Linked DNA regions of Homo sapiens: region 2 is linked to region 1. A link is a loop called in an ENCODE intact Hi-C map of the cell type or tissue named here. Cell type or tissue: GM12878. All regions are shown on one strand. Each heading gives the region's core, and the rest is flanking DNA. Links, peaks and the distances in the headings are about the cores only.

Region 1 (5,270 bases), core at 884-4,883:
CCAAATATATAAGGAACTCAAACAACTCAATAGCAAGAAAACACATAGCCCAATTAAAAATTGGCAAAGAAACTGAGTAGATGTTTCTCAAAAAATAACCAATAGGTATATGAAAAAATGCTCAACATTACTAATCATCAGGGAGATGCAAATTAAAACCACAATGACATAGCACTTCACACCTGCTAGAATGGCTATTAACAAAAAGATGAAAGAAGAAAAGTGTTGGTGAGGATGTAGAGAAAAGGGAACTCCCACACAGTGTTTCTAGGAATGTAAATTAGTATTACAATTATTGAGGTTCCTCAAAAAATTAAAAATAGAACTAGCATATGATCCAGTAGTCCTACTACTGTGTATGTATTCAAAGTAAGTGAAATCAGTATGTCAAAAAGATATCTGCACTCCCATGTTCACTACATCATTTTTCAAAATACCCAAGATATGGAATCGACCTTAGTGTTCATCAATGGAAACAGAATTTTATTTAAGAGACTTTAACATCTCTGGTCTTATTGGAAAATCATCCCCATTGGAGTTACTAAGTTGTCTTAGTCTCCAGTAAATATTTTACTAATATGACTTTCTCTTATTAAATTACTCAATCATAATAAGATCTTCTAAAAAATGTTTCATATTATATTACAGATTGCTTACTTACAGGGAGAAAATATGCTAATTTCATGCAAACATATGTGTTTCAGTTTCTGGGAATTAATTTGTTATTTTAAACTAAAATATTTTGGTATTGGTCCAGAGAAAATGCCATATCCTTACCAAACCATTTCATTTCATATATCTGGAAATGTCATGTAGTTGTAGAGGTAGCAAAATGAAATGTTTTAGTGACCACAGTATTGCATCTAGAAGGGTTCATGTAATTTATTTTCATCTATTGAATTTGAAGGGAAGTTATCTGTCTCCTATAGTCCTGAACAGACAAAGACAGGTACACATTCTCCGTGTTCTCTCATCCCTTCCTCCAGCAACCATAGGAGCCACATGTTCCAAGTATGGCTACAAAGCTGAAGAGGTAGGCAAAGTTCAAGTTAGGGCCTCACTAAGGAAACTGAATTGTATCCCAGAGATAAGGAACCACCGAAATATATAATAAGGGAGTTAAAGTATTAGAATATCATTTTTGAAGTGTACGCTAGTCACAGAATGGAAAATGAATCTGAGGGAGGACAAATGAAGTGAAGTGGGGCACTACAGAAACAAAAGGAATAATGAGAACCTATAGTAAAAGAGTGGAATTGTTAATGGAGATGTTTGATTAAATTTAGAGCTGTTAAGAGAGTAGGGTTGACAGGATTTTATAATCAATAGAATGAGAATTAAGAATCAAGGATAATGCTATATTTTTGACTTAGGAAGCTGACTATGTAGGGGGATGCATTATTGTATAAAAGTAACACAGAACAAAGGAAAGATCCCGTTTGAATTTTCTTCAGAGTTGTCAGTTTATATTTTTATTATCATTCTTGCATTTGTACAGTTTATGAGGATTTTCAAACTACTTTCACAATATTAAACTAGGTAACTAAACTACAAAATATTTTTTATTCCCAGCCTGGTCGTCTTTTTTAAAATCATAATTCTACATAACATTTAATGGAACTGTTTTATATATATTTTTTCTATGTTAATTGCATTTTAATGTCTTATTATTTTTAAATTCCAAATATCAAGACCTATACCTGTTTACTTTCCACTCTATGCCTAAACAAGTCCATGAGTTCATGCAAAACCCAGATCAGGGTCCCATGCATTTGAGTCTTTACTGAATGTTACCTTCAGTTTTCCTATGAATCCTGTCAGCTCCAGCATTAGTACAAATATGGTTATTTGAAGTATGTAGAACAACTACAACAATTTGAAGTATGTAGAACAACTACAACAAAAACATTGCTCACAATATATTTTGTGGGCAAAAACACAAAAAAATTGGACTCTCAATCAAGTTTTCTTGGTTTAATGCTGACATATTCTTAAGCTCAAAAACTTCACAGGTAATATTAACTGTGTCTTGCAATATTGTCTTCATTTATCATCCTCCAATTCCGCATCTCATTTACCACAACTTTGAAATAAGACCTCATCCGCCATGGTCATTCCTTGGGGATGTTTCCCATGACCTTGCTGATCAGGTTGACATTCCCCATATACATTTATATATGATAGCCAAGATCCAGTTACCATTCCTTTGTGGCCATTAGTAGAGTTAAAATTTCCATTTTCTTGTATCATACTTTAATTACTATTTGTTTTTTCTACCTGACTCTAAGTCCCTTTATTTCTTTATTTCTTTTCATCGTAATATTTCTCAGTGATTACCAGTGTAGCTTAACATTTAAAGGCTTTTGTTAAAAGTTTGTTAAGTTAATCAATACTTAAAATATTTTGCATTTTTTGTAAATCATTATGTTATATTATCTGAAGCTTATGTTCTTGTTTCTTTTTTTAGTTTTCATTGATAAATGTGTGTAATGCTATTCTGCTGTGAGCTGTCTTTATTGGACTTTTGCATACTTATTACAAATGTAAGCGTAAATACGGTTTAAAAAGTGTATGGAAACTCTATTTTACAAAAGAACCAAAATGATCTCTGTTAAGGCTTTTAGCACTTAATAACTCCAAGGAATCATTTAATATCAGTAAAAGGTGATGCAACAACCTCTAGGTCTTCGTACTCAGCAAGATACTGCAAAATGACTTAAGCTATTGATTCTAACAGTTTCATATTTTTATTCTCTTCTTCCCTTTAGGAACCTCTAAGACAAGAGGTCAATTTAGCCCCATTTTATTTTTTAAAAAAGAATTTAGTGTTCTTGACAGGTGTCAGATTACAAGTCCTTAGAGACAAAGGTTTCCTGTTTGGCCATCACAGCATTTATAACACAGACAGCTGTACGTGGTTTCCCTTCCTCTTCCCCAGTTCCTTACCTTATCCACAGACCACAAACCCTAACCCACAGAGAGCAGCTTCAGATGCAGGAGGATAATTCAGTCTTTAGGCTATTAAATCAGTGACTCCTTAGCACACTCACTCTACAGGGATGGCAGCAACCTCTTATGATGATGTTTCTTGTGTGAGGATTGTGTGATGTTATACCTTTTTCCCTGTGAGGTAGATAACAATGTTCAACACATTACACAAAAACTACTGAGCAGGCATGCAATCAATACTCAATCCTTTTTTGTTGTTTTCATCAATGTCATTTTCGATGAGTGCTTTAAAAATCATATTAAATTTGTTTTAATGGTCTCAATTTAGTGTCAGAATTGTGATCCTTTTTCCTACTTATTAAATGTTTTGATTTTTAAAAATAAATAACTTAAAACTGCCACAGCATCAACCATGGTGGTCTATAAAATGCTTCTTTCTTCCTTTAGCATTGATATTATTATTCAGTCTTTGTAATTTTCTGGGGAAGCTCCAATATTCTTCTTGTCAAATGTCTCAAGAAACCCTAAAGATATGGTTATCTCATATTTATTTTCTCATTTCTTCACCACGCATATGGAGGGGGTAAATGTAATACATTAAAAAATAGTAAATAGTAACACTAAAAGAGAGGGCACTTTCACAGAGTTCTGGTCAGCCACTTTTTTAGATACTAATTTTATGTTCACCATCAACTGCAACAATAATCAGGAAATCAGGAAGGTTCACTGACCTTTGCATGTAACCATATTTTTAACAAAGACCTTGGATCCTAAAACCTCAGTGATGGCATCATAGCACTCATTGATCTCAAATTTTCCCAGAAGATATTAATGATATGGTTTTATCAAAACCCAGATATAGCTAAAGAATTCCTTTGTCATCTCAGTGACCTCCCTCAAACTCCTTATTACTCTTCATATTAATTCCATCACTTTTATACATCAAGTGGTCAGTGATGTTAAACTTGTTAGAACCTATGCGTCCAATGGCCATGGTGTTGATATATGTCTTTTCCTTTCCCGTCTTTGTCTGGATTTAGGGATGGTTTCCATGGTGCTTGGACTCTGACTAAGGACATATTGTGAAAGGCTTATGTATACTGAGTGTTTGAGAATGTAATCTCTAAACTGCTGTTCTACTGAATATTGTCTGTTATTACTTAGTAACATGCTCATAGTCAGACTCCGTAATATCTAAAGCTTCTATTGGAAAATTAAATTATTTTAACAACCTCCATAGCATATTTTAACTATGAATGATACACTCAAAATATCCTCCCCAGCTGCCTTAAGTGTCATCCTTTGCATCCACCTGGAATCATCTCAAAGCATATGAATACAGAAAGAAGTAAATATTGGTTGAACACTTTCCTATGCTACAGGTATGGCAGTAGGTGCTGGAGATGCAGAAATAAGACACTTTCCTGAAACCTACAACCCAGTAAGACACATTCAATTGCTCCATTCATTTAGTGGTGTGATCTCACTATCCTTCTTTTTCCTTACAGTGGATGCTGACGAAAATTGTACAAGAGAATTTATGAACAAAAACAAAAGAGACAAATGGCGAAAAATATTTGAAGTACTTTTTCTTGGGCTGGCTCTTCTCCAAATGACAACTGATAATTAGGTAAGTAAATGAGAACTTACTGAAACAAATGACTTTCTCTGATTAAAACACCACGCAGAAAAATGACATATTGCAGAGAGAACAACCTTTCCTCTTCAAGCTCACTATTCTCTTGTTGAGTTATCATTCAGTAATGGGTAGAGAAGCAGCTAAATGCACAAAGTTTAGGGTCAAGTGAAAATTACCCAAAGCTTTATGGGTAGTTAGGTTGGGTTATATTAGGCAAGGGAGTATTCATTAGTTACAATGCAAACACTATGTGGTTACTAGACATTCACATCCCGGCATGGTTCCTAGTTCAGCTCATAATTACCTTTTCACCAGATGATCAGTTTTGCAGCCTGGTGAAGAAGAAATCCTCAGGAAACACTGTGGTGTCACCCTGGAAACGTGGGACTAGCAGAGCAAGTGGGCTAAACAAAGTCTAATTATTTCTGGAGGGAAAAAGGGTACTCTGGAATTTCCCTGCCCCTAGAGAGAGCATTATGAATCATTTGGGTAAGCGGTCTCCTACATGTGATTCGAGAGTTCATTTATGAGAGGACCTTTGCTCTAAAATATCAGCACTAATGATTGTCGCATTACCATTATAGATTCATTTCCTCAAATGTTGAATGCCTTTCAAATCAAGAGTCACAATGTAAAATTCAACTTCTGCCAGGAAGCTATATTAAGCTGGTGTCAGCTAATC
Region 2 (5,270 bases), core at 629-4,628, 410 kb before region 1:
ACACTAATGTGCTGCTTTGTATTATCATTGCTCCCTTCATTCCTATGTTCAAACAAGAGCTAGGAATAATTAGTCTACAGTCTCATAAGTCTACACCTCTTCCATTTGTTCAACTTATGTACCTACTTATCATATATGAAAATAAAAATGTAATATTACATCTCATGCACCTCATAAATATATACGCCTACTATGTACACACAAAAATTAAAAATAAAAAATTGAACATGTAATGTTATCTTCACAAGGTGATGATTTTTTATAATCTATAATCAAATTTGTAATATGTATATTCCCAAGCATATATCTAGTATATAATTGTTTCCATTTAATAAGTAGAATGATTCAATAAACACTTATTGACTATATCCTATGTGCTAGGGACATTGCTAGGCTATGTTTATACTATGATAAATAAACTAGACAAGGTCCCTACTCTTGTGGGAATTTTGTCTCATTTTGCTAGACAGAGTGTGGGCGATTATAGTATGGCAGCATATTTTTTGTATAATATCGTGGGATATTTCTCTATTGCATCATCCCCTACCTCATCTCCCATGACTTAAACATATAGTTCCTACCTCCACTGTATCCCCATTTTATTTTTCCATGCTTAGAAAAACTACATTTTCAAGTTCTATTAAAACTGTTTTATGTTATGTTTTTTTCCATTGAAGAGGAAATAAGTTTCATCAACACTGTGTATGCAGCTACTAGCATTAGGTGTCCATTCTATGTTGAACAAAGTAATAAGATGAGTGTGGTTCTAAGGAAGAACAAGATGCTCAATTAATTGCTGTTGAATGCAAATGCCAGTGTACATTGAGTGTATTTACAGGCCGAAGAGGTCTCACTCTTCTGAAAAATACAGCAGAAATTTTGAGGATGTCTAGTGATAATTTAATAATCATGTTTGTATTTATTTTTATGTTTATCCTTTTGTTGCATTTTTCTTTTTGTCATTTTGAATCCTTTTAATAGAAACTCAAGCTGTGCTGTGTCACATGACAAAATGAAAGCCGGTTTCTTTCCTCATGTGAGAACTTCATATAAATTAAGTTTGCTTATCTAATTATAACCAGAAAAAACAAATATACAAAATGGTTGTCAAAGGTAAGTTTCTACCTCCAGGATTGTTCTATTATATTTTCCTTCCCAAGCTAAACAAAAGAATTAAGTTCTCTATTATACAATCAAACAAGGGACCAAGCAATTTTTATCTTTGGTTATAGATATGACTAAAAATAATGTTTAAATAGGCCAGGTGCAGTGGCTCATGCCTGTAATCCCAGGACTTTGGGAGGCCAAGGCGGGTGGATCACCTGAGGTTAGGAGTTCGAGACCAACCTTACCAACAGGGAGAAACCCCGTCTCTACTAAAAATACAAAATTAGCCGGGTATGGTGACGCATGCCTGTAATCCCAGCTACTCAGGTGGCTGAGGCAGGAGAATCGCTTGAATGGTGGTGATGGGGGTGGGTGGAGTTTGCAGTGAACCAGGATCATGCCATTGCTCTCCAGCCTGGGCAACAAGAGAGAAACTCCATCTCAAAATAAATAAATAAATAAAAATAATAATAATGTTTAAATAAAGTGTTAAAAAAAGTTATAGAAGTTCACCAATGTTCCAAGTCATATGTTGCTACTGAAGACTATCTTGAAAGATTTTACAGCTGAGTTCAAGTAGCATCTTTGACAAAAGCTTCTTGATTAATTTTTGTGGCCATGAAGTAGCACCAGAAGAAAAGTGTACTGTGTATACCTTATAGCTAAGTCCTTAAGCCGTATCCTTGGTTATGTTATATACTTGCCATTTTAAGTACAGATCTTTTTGCCATTGTAGCAGAAATTCTTATCCAAAAATGTTCTTGCCTTCTCCTCACCTAATAAGTTCTAATTACTTTTTAAATTAAGTGTACTTACACTGTAATGGAGTTTGAAATTCTGTAGGCTCCTGAAGCAGGCACAAGTAAATTTTTAATATTGATTTAGGGTTTTTCCATTTGTTTGTTTTTCAGGATTTGATGGCACACAAAAACAGCCACTAACATCTCTCACATGTTTGGAAAGAATGGAATTATTACATTTAAAAAATGGCAAATATTTGTGATAAATGCAATTCGTGGATATCACCAAAAAAATGAACAATTTAGTCAAATCATTCCTGCAAAGTATTTTCACAAATATGTAAAGTCAGTAGTTCAATTTTCACTCTTTTGTTAGCAAATACGTGTTGCGCTGCTTGATTTTAAAACTTAGCTGATAAGAATCCAGTCTGATTCAACTGGAATTTTTTTCTTTCACTCCTGCTCCTGACTGAAATCCTGAAAAAATTCAGTCTGTAGCTGAGAGTCAGCCACTCCATTACCTGTCCTTTTCTTTGAGCTAGTTTAGCCCTTCTTTCACTGTTTTTTTTTTTTCAGCTTTCAAGACTACATTTTCAGATGAAAGTGAGTGCCTTCACTTTATGCATTTGTGTGTGTGCAACCCTCAAGGAAAGTCACCCAAATCCCAAGATGGGTGTGTCTTCCCCTTACTGACAGAATTCAGCCAAAAACATTCCCTTCTGATCCTGTCCTACCATTTCCACTGAGCAAGAGTGACTGACTCTTCCTGTTATCCATCCTCATTCTTGCTTTTTCAACCTAGGAAGTGGAGTTGAACCAGCACTTCTAGGGAAGGTTTTTTGTTTGTAGCAATTACTTCAGCCCCTTAGAATGACTTTCCTAGATGGCAGTCTTGACTTTTCTGGTCACTCGAATTGAAATTTTCAATTCCTCTTCCTGAAACCTCAAATCAGTCATCACTGCTGCATTTTCATTTAGTAGACTTTATCACTTTCTGGCATGCTACAGATTTTATGTATGTATGTACCCCTATTTCCCTCCCTGGAATGAAAGAAAGCCCCACAAAGGGAGGTTTGTTGCTGCTGTGTTGTTTTGTTTCTGTTTTTCTTGCTGTGTCCCTAACATCCAGAATCCTTCTGGGAGCATAGAAAGATTTCAATATGTATATATTATTTCCATGATTGGAGATGCTCTGAGAATTTTTCTGCTTCTGTTAAGGAAAATTATACCAAAAGAGTATAACACATTTCTTCTCCTGGCTATCCTTCTAAAAAGTGGATCAAAGAAAAGCCCCTTCTAGACTCCCTTGCTCTAGACACATTGCCACTGGACATTCAACAGCCATTCTCCATGCGCAGATATCACTTTGTCTCTGTTACATTACAGTTACTTAACTTGCAATAACTCTTTGTTGATTGAGATAATTTACCTAATTAAATGCAGTTTTCAGAGGACTTCTCAGACAAGTTACGGAAAAAATCTACTGTAGCTTATTCAGATAAAAAAATGTGAATACTTCTCTCTTCCTACCAGTTTAAGCACTCTGGGTGATCTGCTTTCTTCTGTAATTTCAGGTTTCCTATAAGGAAAGCACAGAGCTCCCACAGGAAACCTTTTATATCTCTGGAGTTCTGTGACATCTTTGGCTTTTCTTGGTAAAGTAATATTTTAATGTTTACAAACATGGTATCCAATGGTACAAGCATTGTTGAGAATGCCTCTACATTTATCCTGTATTTTTTTAATTGTTGATGGATAAAACTACTCCTTTCTGAGGAGTGGAGAAGGAAAGCACCCCACAGTATTTAAAAGATTTTTTCTGATATTGGCATTTAGCAGTAGCACTAACAGCTTGATCCTTTAGAAAAAATTCAAGAAAACTGCGTCCTTGACGAGGGATATCTATTGCTTGCTGGAGTGAGAGCAGCTACTGCATCTTCTGATCTCATCATTAGCAATGAAACTGGTAACCCACTTCGGCAAATTGGCAGATTGAGTAGGGAGTATGAGGAGCAAAGTGATAGCCTTTCCTTTATCTGTGCTCCAGAGTTAAGAGCATTTTCAGCTTTTCTTTGCAGTATTGCTGCAGTGCAGCAGTGAGAAATCATAATAGGAAGAAAAAGAAACGGATAGCTAATGATGAAAAAGTCTCTCTGAAGTTGCAGCAGAGATGAGTCTATAGCACAGGGCTTACCTGGGGATTGTTGGAGTGGCTCTGAAAACACACACATACAGACACGCGTGCACACACACACATGCACACAAATCCTTTTATTCCTTTTGGTCATCATCTACTATCATCTTCCAAGTGTGATTCTTCTTAAAAATAACAATCCATGTATTATTATCTGACCCTAATATTTTAAATCCCCTAAGGTTATATATCAATGAAGTTTATTTTTTTGTAAAACATTTTTTCCTCCTTTTAGTGTTTAGTTCAACTGTTATAGCATTTTAAGGGGGAAAATTATATATATTATATATGTGTGTGTGTGTCTGTGTGTGTTTGTGTGTGTATGAACATAAGAGACAGCTTTTTTTAAAAGCACAGAAATTCAATCCAGTTAACTTTTCACTTGTTTCTTTTATAATGATGTCTGATTTATAGTGAACGTATGCTATAACGTTTACTCATATTTTGGTGGCAATGAAAAGTAAGATATATTTTATTGCAAACTTCAGAACACATATAAGAGGACTTGTCAGCCAAGCACATAATTTTCAGCACATAAATGAGGCAGCAGTTTCCCAGTACTTTATATCGTATTAGGAGTAGACTTCTCACATCCATGCAGACCACCCTTCTGAGAGCTTTGCTTTAGACCACCATGTTCCTGCTACTACAGTCATCAATTTCCAGCACTCAGAACAACCCCCATCCCTGCTTACCACTAAGAATTTAGGATCAGAATGTCTTTTCCACATATAAGCAACACATAGAACCTAAATAACTGCTCTGATTGGTTTATAGGCCTCAACAAAAGTGCTTTACAGGAGCAAGTGTAGTTGTCCCTTTTAAACTAACAGAAGGTGGAGTTGAACTGACATCTTGTTAGGAATCACATTTACTTCTACTTATTCCACATTGCTGTGGCCTCTCTCTCTCCCCACCTTCATCATTCATCCCTCAGCCCTTCCTGTACCCAGCCTCAGAACTATTCTCTGTCACTACCTTAAGTGTGGCAAGTCCATCTTTGTCTCAGGTTCATTGCATTTGCTTTTTCCTTGCTTTTAACTCTTCCACCAGATCTTTGCATGGCTGTTCCCACCTTTCAGGTAAGAGGTAAGAGTTTACATTTCCTGAGTGCACCAGCTAAACTAGCCTCTTGTTGTGGACATTATTCTGTTGTATTTTCTTAAATGGTTCGTATCCTACAATATATATTTATTTGTATTCTTTATTGTTCCTCTTCACTAGAGTGA

The links. Peaks named below come from ENCODE experiments on the same cell type or tissue, not always from the same donor. Only the 100,000 strongest peaks of a DNase experiment are listed, where the experiment ranks them.
Region 2: it touches region 1 in a loop (2.2-fold over the local background); 1 of 110 quality-filtered maps calls a loop at or near these places.

What each region holds. Positions count from the first base shown.
Region 1 is chr13:58,950,920-58,956,189 of GRCh38, forward strand. No RefSeq gene overlaps it. Among named protein-coding and RNA genes, the nearest start is that of LINC00374, 720 kb to the left of the region's middle. In GM12878, for the core only: no CTCF peak of the experiment used is centred there; a DNase peak (open chromatin) is centred at 2,962; H3K27ac peaks cover 1,017 bases.
Region 2 is chr13:58,544,850-58,550,119 of GRCh38, forward strand. No RefSeq gene overlaps it. Among named protein-coding and RNA genes, the nearest start is that of LINC00374, 310 kb to the left of the region's middle. In GM12878, for the core only: a CTCF peak has its summit at 2,729; no DNase peak of the experiment used is centred there.